Regions from separate parts of the Homo sapiens genome. Here region 2 is linked to region 1. A link is an interaction called in ENCODE POLR2A ChIA-PET data of the cell type or tissue named here. Cell type or tissue: HepG2. All regions are shown on one strand.

What was found. Peaks named below come from ENCODE experiments on the same cell type or tissue, not always from the same donor. Only the 100,000 strongest peaks of a DNase experiment are listed, where the experiment ranks them.
Region 2: POLR2A ChIA-PET joins it to region 1 with 6 read pairs; 1 of 35 experiments calls an interaction of 5 or more read pairs at or near these places.

What each region holds. Positions count from the first base shown.
Region 1 is chr3:52,175,036-52,179,035 of GRCh38, forward strand. No RefSeq gene overlaps it. Among named protein-coding and RNA genes, the nearest start is that of ALAS1, 21 kb to the right of the region's middle. In HepG2, no CTCF peak of the experiment used is centred here; DNase peaks (open chromatin) are centred at 1,966, 2,306 and 2,776; H3K4me3 peaks cover 1,082 bases.
Region 2 is chr3:52,493,836-52,497,835 of GRCh38, forward strand. It overlaps STAB1 (stabilin 1), which reads left to right and starts at 1,503. Exons shown (of 69, transcript NM_015136.3): 1 at 1,503-1,656. The coding sequence starts at 1,579. In HepG2, no CTCF peak of the experiment used is centred here; a DNase peak (open chromatin) is centred at 2,106; H3K27me3 peaks cover 265 bases.

The DNA.
Region 1 (4,000 bases):
TCCGCCGTGTCATCATTCTGCTGGCTCATGATATTTCAGGCCTCAGCCTGAACGTCACCTCAGAGTCGCATCCTCTGACCCCGCCCCAGCACCCTCTCATGCCTCTCTGCTCCTCACTCCTGACATGTTGTGAGTTTATCATTCATTTCCCCTATGACTATGAGCTCCCTGAAAGCAGGGACCACACCCTGCTGGTCACCGGTGAATGTGGAACACTTGGCCCTGGCCTGGCACGAAGAAAGATCACTCAGATTTGTCTGATGAATCAATCCCCAAAACCAGTGAGCCTGAGTGCACCAGGGAATCCCTCCCACCATCTCCAGCGATGCTTCCACTCAGGGACTTTCTGTAGGGTGAAGAACAGGGGATTCAATTCCACAAGTGTTCGGGGAATGCCAGCTGTGTGCCGGGGCCTGTGGTGGGGTCACCAGGCTCTAATGGAGTGGCAGGTGTATACCAGCCCCTGAGCCTGCCTCAGCGGGAGAAGCAGGTGACTAGCACCAGAGTCCTTGCTCCAAGGAAGCCAGAGAGGAAAAGGACCACCAAGCAGGTTGAGCTCAGGGAGTGTCCTCACGGGGGTTCAAGCCCAGCACCAGGGGTGCCCCTCGGGTGGCAGGATCAGGGGTTTCTGAGAAGAGGAGGAGAAAGCATTTGGTGTGTTGAGGGGGTATTGAAAGACAAGCAGGTATTCCACAGTGACGTGGGTGCCCCAGACCGTGGAAGGGCAAGTGTGGGACAGAAGAGATGCACAGCTTTTTGGGGCTGAGACAGGCAGTAGCAGGCCCGTCTGGTGCAGACTCACTTCCGCTGCCTCCTGCCCATCAGCTCCCTTACCTCTCAGGGACTGTCCTGCTCCCCACAACCCAGCTCAGCTGCAAGGAAACGAGGGGGTCATTCAGGTGACAAAGGCCCCCTCTGATGAGTCATCCTTGGGTCTCAGGTAAGCCTAACCCCCACAAGTCACTCACACACTCAGTGCCAGAGCAGCCACCCTGTGCAGGGGCGAGACTGATCCCCAGAGAGGAGGGGCCTTGTCTTCTGGTCCTGGACGAGCACAAAATGGACTCGGACAGATGTGGGGTGATTGTACTTGTCAGCCTCCCTGGGGATCACTGTGTGCTCCCTCACGCAAAGCCCCTCTATGGTTCCCCATGCTCCTGGGATGAGGTCAGACTCTCCATTGCCTGCCTGCCCCACCACCTCTTCAGCCTCGCCTTGCACCCCGCCCCACCAGGATCACCCCATGGGCCAGACCTTTCCAGCCCATTACCTGCTCTAAGCTGTTCCCTCTACCTGGGAGGCTCCTGTGTCTGGGATCTTTTTGAAAAATCCTGCCCCCAACGTTGGTTCAGATATCCTGACCTCCCATATGCTGCCTCTCCTCTGGATCCCACAACCCCACTCCAGGGCTCTGGCTGCTCAGCCTCCCCCAGGCCAGCTCCTCCTCCACTGTGGCTACAGGAGCCAGATCTTAATCCAGCTGAGGATCCCTGTTGTCCTGGAGGGAGGGTCCTGTCAGTTCACTCTGCTGCCCTCTTTATCATATGTGATGGATGAGGGCGTGTGCACCTGTGTCTGCATGCATGGCTGAAAGGGCGTGCATGTCTGTGTATGTGAGTGTCTGTGTGCATGCACAGGTATGCGAGTGGGGGTACAGCTGTGTCTGTGTGTCCATGGCTGCGCCTCTGTGTGCACACGTGTGGGTGTGTTTGACTGTATCTGTATGTGCATCTCTGAATCTGTGTGTGCATGGCTATGTCTCTGAGTGCTGTGTGTGGTTCATGTGTGTGTGCCTATGTGAGACTCTGTGCATGATCCTGCGCCTGTGTATCTTGGTTTGGGTTCCTCTAGAAGCCAACCCTGGGAAAGGATTCAAGAATAATTGTAATTCATTTATCTGGGAGGTGATTCTAGGCAACAACCGGAGGGGGCGTTATGAAGCAAGTGACTTCTGTGGGAGAGCCGGGCTCAATCCTGCTGGAGAGCTGTGGGACAGGCTGCAGAACATGCCAGGGTCACCCCAGCTGAGGCATGAGGGAGTCGAGAGGTTTTTCCACCCATTCTTAGCAGCCCTGGTTGAGACCTGGCATTTCCTGTCTGCCCTACACACAGGCCTCAAGGCCCCCTGGGCAAAGAAAGCCCTCAGGCACAGGGTCTCCAGTACTGGCAGCTGGAAGTCAGGCTTGTGTCACCCAGATTTGTCTGACAAATCAATGGTGACACATTTTTTTTGTCCGACAAAAAAATGGTGAGTGGGAGGGGCCCAGGCGCAAAGTCAACACAAGCCTCTCCACCGTGTGTCCATGTTTATGTGTATGCGCTGTGCCCCGTCATGCCACCTGGACGCAGGGACTCCAGTGACCTCTCCTTGCACAAGCCTCTGCTGGTTTGGGAAAGATTGGCATGACATCAGCCAAGCTCTGGCCTTGCCTTTTTTCCCTCCCGGAACCCGGCTGGCTCAAGATCTGAGCCGTGGATCTGCACCCACTTTGGGGAGTTCCTGCCCTTGGGCTAGAGTAGAGGCCAAGAGTCAAAGTGTGGTGGGGGCTGAGGCAGCAGGATCGCTTGAGCCCAGGAGTTCAAGGTTAGAGTTATGTTTGCATCACTGCATTCCAGCCTGGGTAAGAGAGCGAGACCCTGCCTCAAAAAAAAAAGAGTGGTGGGGGTAGGGACAGGGAGATGAGGAAGGCCCTACAGTGGAGAAAGCACCAGGACCAGAACCCAGCCCTCCCTTGTCTGAATCTTGCTGCCCACAGGAGCCTGGACAGTGACCAGGGAAGGTTCGAATGCCACACAGGTGAGCTTGGCCTCTGCTCTGTAGGCAGTGGGAAGTGCTGGGAGTTGGGCATTCCTGTGAGGCGCATAGTCAACATTGTGAGTAGGGCTGGATGTCGAGCTGTGAGAGGGAAACTAGAAGCTGGAACATCTACAGGAGGCTTTTAAGAGAAGCAGAGCGGCCAGGTGCAGTGGCTGACACCTGTAATCCCAGCACTTTGGGTGGCCGAGGGGGTCAGAACACTTGAGGTCAGGAGTTCGAGACCAGGGTGACCAATGTGGTGAAACCCCATCTCTACTAAAAATACAAAAAAATTAGCCGTGTGTGGTGCTGCATGCCTGTAGTCCCTGCTACTCAGGAGGCTGAGGCAGGAGAATTGCTTGAACCCAGGAGGCGGAGGTTGTAGTGAGCCAAGATCGAGCCACTGCACTCCAGCCTGGGTGACAGAGCAAGACTCTGTCCCCAAAAAAAAAAAAAAATGGAGCAGAGCTGGGCAGATTGCGCAAAGCCCTAAGTGTGAGAGGTGACTAGCCCAGGGCCAAAAGGGGTGTGACTGGGATGACACTGGCAGGGGGTTAGTTCTCCTCTTTGGGGAGGGGTAGTGGCCAGTTACCACTGTCTCAGCAAGGTTTAGAAATTCAGGAGCTATGGGACAGGGCCAATGACAAGGGGCCAAAGAATGGGGAAAGGGGGAGCTGCCAGGTCTCACTGGGAAGATCTAATGGTTATTGGGCCAAGGGGAGTGGAAGGGGTTACAAAGAAAGTGTGAGAATAAATTGGGGAGGGTGTCAAGGAGCAGCAAGGACAATAAGGAGGAGGCTGGGGTGACACTGGAGCACCCTCAACAAAGAGGGAGCATGGAGGCTGCCAGGCCTGGAGACCTGAGGAGCAGCAGGCAGAAGGGGGCCCAGCCCCAGGGAGATGGTGACAGCACAGAGATGCAGCAGGGGCACTGGGCAGTGCCAGGCTGTGAGGCACCAGAATATCCAAATGCACAGTTGGGAGCAGTATCAAGGACTAAGGCAGCTGTGGGGTTTAGGGAGACAGTGAGAGGCACCCCCGAAGCCTACTGGGGCAGAGCAGGAAGGAGCTGGGGCTGGAGCCTGGGGAAGCCAGGACCCTGGGGGAGTCTTTAGGAGCTAGCACGGAAGGCTTGGGGTCTCCCCTGAGGTTTACAGGGCGGGGTGCTGTAGAGGGTCAGGGGATGGGATCAAGAGAGAGGGT
Region 2 (4,000 bases), 320 kb after region 1:
GGCTGTGGAGAGGTGGGTGGCGTGGCCAGCCTGGGTCCCAGGCCTGCTTCTGTTCCCCCGTTTCCCTTGGTGCCAGCAGAGTGGGGGTCCTGCCTGGAGGACCCTTCACCCCCAGGAAGACTGTGGGTGTGGGGAATGTGGGGAGGGTTTCCCCTTGCAACCCCCATCCCAGCCAGATCTCAGGCCTGCCTGAAGGCCCCTCCAAACTGATGGGAGTGGAGGTGTGCTGGGGAGGAGAAACTTTCCCCAACCTGGCCTTTACCAAAGCATTTACAGATGGCCACCGGGCTCTGGCCCACTCCTGTCTCCCCAACTGTTACGCCGTCTGCAGTTGGGGGTAGTGACAACTGGAGGCAAGGCCCACCACGTGCAGCCCTGGCACGCAGAGGCCCTCAGCCTGGGCCCACTGCACCTCTTGGGGGTGCTGGCTGTGCAGGCAGTGGTGGCTTCAGACAGTAGCCCTGGGATTGGATATGAAAACTGATTACCTCAGACAAGCTACCCAGCCCCTCTGAGCCTCAGTTTCCCCACCAGTAACAGAGGGATCATAAAAGTAGCCACCTCCATTCATTTATTCCTTCTGCACACGTGTATTGAGCATCCACTGTGCGAATCAGCCAGACAGCGCCCCTACTCTTCCACAGCCAATGTTCCAGGGGAGACAAATGAAACAAGCCAATGTCAGCTGGTGGCTGGTGCTGCCAGGTGAACCAGGTGCAGGGCCACCTGCAGGCTGAGACCAGGGAGGCGCTCTGAAGTGGTGGCCCTTGACCTGAGACCACCTGTGAGAAGGAGCCAGAGTGTGACAATCTAGGGTAGCAGCACATGCCGGGAGAGCTCACTGAAGGAGCAGAGAGGCCTGCGCGGCTGGAGCAGACCTGTCTGGGGAGAGTTCAGAGAGACCAGCCAGCTGGAGAGGGGTTTGGAGGTGCTGCAGCAAGCTGGCTGAGCATGGGCTGCTGAGTGGAGGGCAGATAGGGAGGCAGGGAGGGTGGATGGGGGTTGGCGGGCAGGACCAGCGGCTCAGGAGTGGCTGGGGCTAGTGAGGGGATGTGGGTCTGGTGGGCTAGCAGGGTGCCTGTAGCGAGTCAGAGCCCCATGAGCGCCCTGGAGTTGGAAAGGTGGAGGCAGGAACAGACAGACCCATTCAGGGGCTGCCCTGCCTTCCGCCGACCAGCACCCCAGGAGCCTCTGAATGAAACACACTGGGCTCGCAGGCGGGGGACTCGTTCACGTGTGCCTTTGGATTTGCTTCAGAACCTCTGATAGAGCCCAGGTCCCGGGGCTCATGGTGGCCTGGACTTCCAGGTTGTGATGCCAGGAGGGTCCCAGCCGGGAAGCCCCGAGCAGGGCTCAGGCCGCCCATGGGGGGTCAGTGGCCAGCACCTTCCCTTCCGCCTGCAGGCTGCTGATATGCAGGAGGAAATCCTGGCGGGTTCCTGTGGGGGTGAGCTGGCGGGGCCTCCGGGCTGCTTTTAAGGCCACTGCCCGCCCCGTCCCGCCTGCCTGTGCTGTGCCTGCCTCCTAGAGCTCATTCCCTACGCCCCGACTCTGTCCTGGACAGCGTGCCCACCAGCCATGGCGGGGCCCCGGGGCCTCCTCCCACTCTGCCTCCTGGCCTTCTGCCTGGCAGGCTTCAGCTTCGTCAGGGGGCAGGTAAGTGTGAGCCAGTCGCAGGGGCACACGGCGTCTGGGCCCTGCCGGCCAGCGGTGGGAACAGGGAGGGACTGACATGGAGGGGCAGGGGCCTGGGGAGAAACCGCAGCTGGCGCCTGTCTGGCCTCTTAGCAGGCCTGGGGGCTGGCTATTGTGCCCACCTCCCCAGTCTGAGGTCTGCGTCCAGCCACCCAGGGTTCAGGGGTGTGTCAGCCCACCCTCCTCTGACTATGCGGGGCCGGGGCTCCCCAGCGTGCAGCTGAAGTGTACAGAGGCAGGCCTGTCCTGCCCTTCTGGCCCAGACGGAGGCCCAGGTCTTATGTGGCCCTCACCTGGGGGTTGAAGATGTGATCACCTCCAACCCCCGAGGACTACAGATTCACGTGGGGCAAGTGTGTGCACATGTGTGTGCCTGTGTCCAGCCCCAAGAGTACCGGGAAGCAGAATGAGTCACTCACCCTTAGTGTCCGGGGTTATGAGCAGCTGGCAAGGACACACTTCAGCCTCAGAGCTGCCACAGAGCAGCCACAGCCCCGGGCAGGTCCCCTTGAATCCTCACAGCCTCGGGGCAACTCCTCCTGTCCTCCTCGTGAGGAACCCGAAGCCCTAGGATGATGGGGACAGGCCATTCCCACTCTAAAGCCATGCTCCAAACCCCTGCCTGTGATGGCCATCCGTGTGTGCTGGCGAGCAGACAGGGTCCTGGTATGCAGCCACAGCCAGCCCCTCGGTCAGGTCCCTGTGACAGGCTCCTGGCTGCAGGTCTGCTCAGGCCCCATGGTAGGGGCCTCTGGGAGCTTCTGGAAGAGCCTCCCACCCTGGTGATGGGGGTAGTCTCTCTCCTGTGAGGCTGAGCGTGTCTGCCTCCTGGAGCAGCAACCACTATCCCCATGGCACAGATGGCCAGACTAAAGTCCAGAGCGGGGAGGACTTGCCCAGGATCCCACAGGCAGTCCAGCCAGGGGCCTAGGCCCCCTGCCACCATCAGGCGCTTTCTCTTGGATGCCTGTGGTCCCTCAGAGAGGCAGCAGGGAGAAGGGCCTCACCAGCTTCAGGACCAGGCCAGGGCTGGGGACAGGAAGATATGAGGCTGAGAAGGCGACAGTGATGGGGGAAGAGCCAAGGGTTCCAGGGCTGTGCTGAGAGCCCTGCAGGTAAGCTCCTGCCCTCCCCTTAACTCAGTTTCCCCCTGTGTACCATGCAAGGGAATTTCAAAGGCCTCCGCCACCTCCTCATGCTCTGGGCAGTGAGGACAGAGGTCAGTGAGGGGCCTCAGATTCGAGTTTTTTCCTTGTCAGAGACCTATGGCTCTGACCACTCCTTGTGGATGGGGCTGCAGCAGTGCTGGCCACTCTAACACAGCTACGTGGCCTCTATCCCAGCACCCTGCATAGCCGAGAGCCACTGTAAGTGCAGTTGGCCCTCTGTATCTGTGCACCCTGTACTTGGGTTCAACCAACCCTGGATTGAAAATATTCAGGAAATAAAATGGCATCTCTACTGAACATGTTCAGACTTTTTTTCTTTTGAGGTGGAGTCTCGCTCTGTAGCCCAGGCTGGAGGGCAGTGGCGTGATCTCGGCTCAGTGAAATCTCCACCTCCCAGGTTCAAGCGATTCTCCTGCCTCAGCCTCCCGAGAACTGGGATTACAGGCGCCCGCCACCACACCCAGCTAATTTTTGAATTTTTAGTTTCACCATGTTGACCAGGCTGGTCTGTAACTCCTGACCTCAGGTAATCCACCTGCCTCAGCCTCCCAAAGTGCTGGGATTACAGGTGTGAGCCACCGTGCCCAACCCCATGTTCAGACTTTTCTATGTACATAGCATTTACATTGTATTCGGTATTATAAGTCGTCTAAGGATGACTTAAGGTATACGGGAGGATGTGCATAGATTATATGTGAATTCGATGCCTTTTTTTTTTTTTTTTTTTTTTTGAGATGGTGTCTCTCTCTGTTGTCCGGGCTGCATTACAGTGGCGCTATCTCAGCTCACTGCAACCTCTGCCTCCCAGCTTCAAGGGATTCTCCTGACTCAGCCTCCCAAGTAGCTGGGACTACAGGCGCACACCACCACACTTGGCTAATTTTTGTGTTTTTATTAGAGACAGGGTTTCTCCATGTTAGCCAGCCTGGTCTCGAACTCCTGATGTCAGGTGATCTACCCTCTTCGGCCTCCCAAAGTGCTGGGATTACAGATGTGAGCCACCACTCCCAGCCTCGATTCCATTTTATACCAGGGACTTGAGCATCCACAGATTTTGGTATCTGAGGAGGGTCCTGGAACCAGTCCCCCATAGACACCAAGGAACAACTATATTAGGAGTGGAAGCTCTGAGGGGA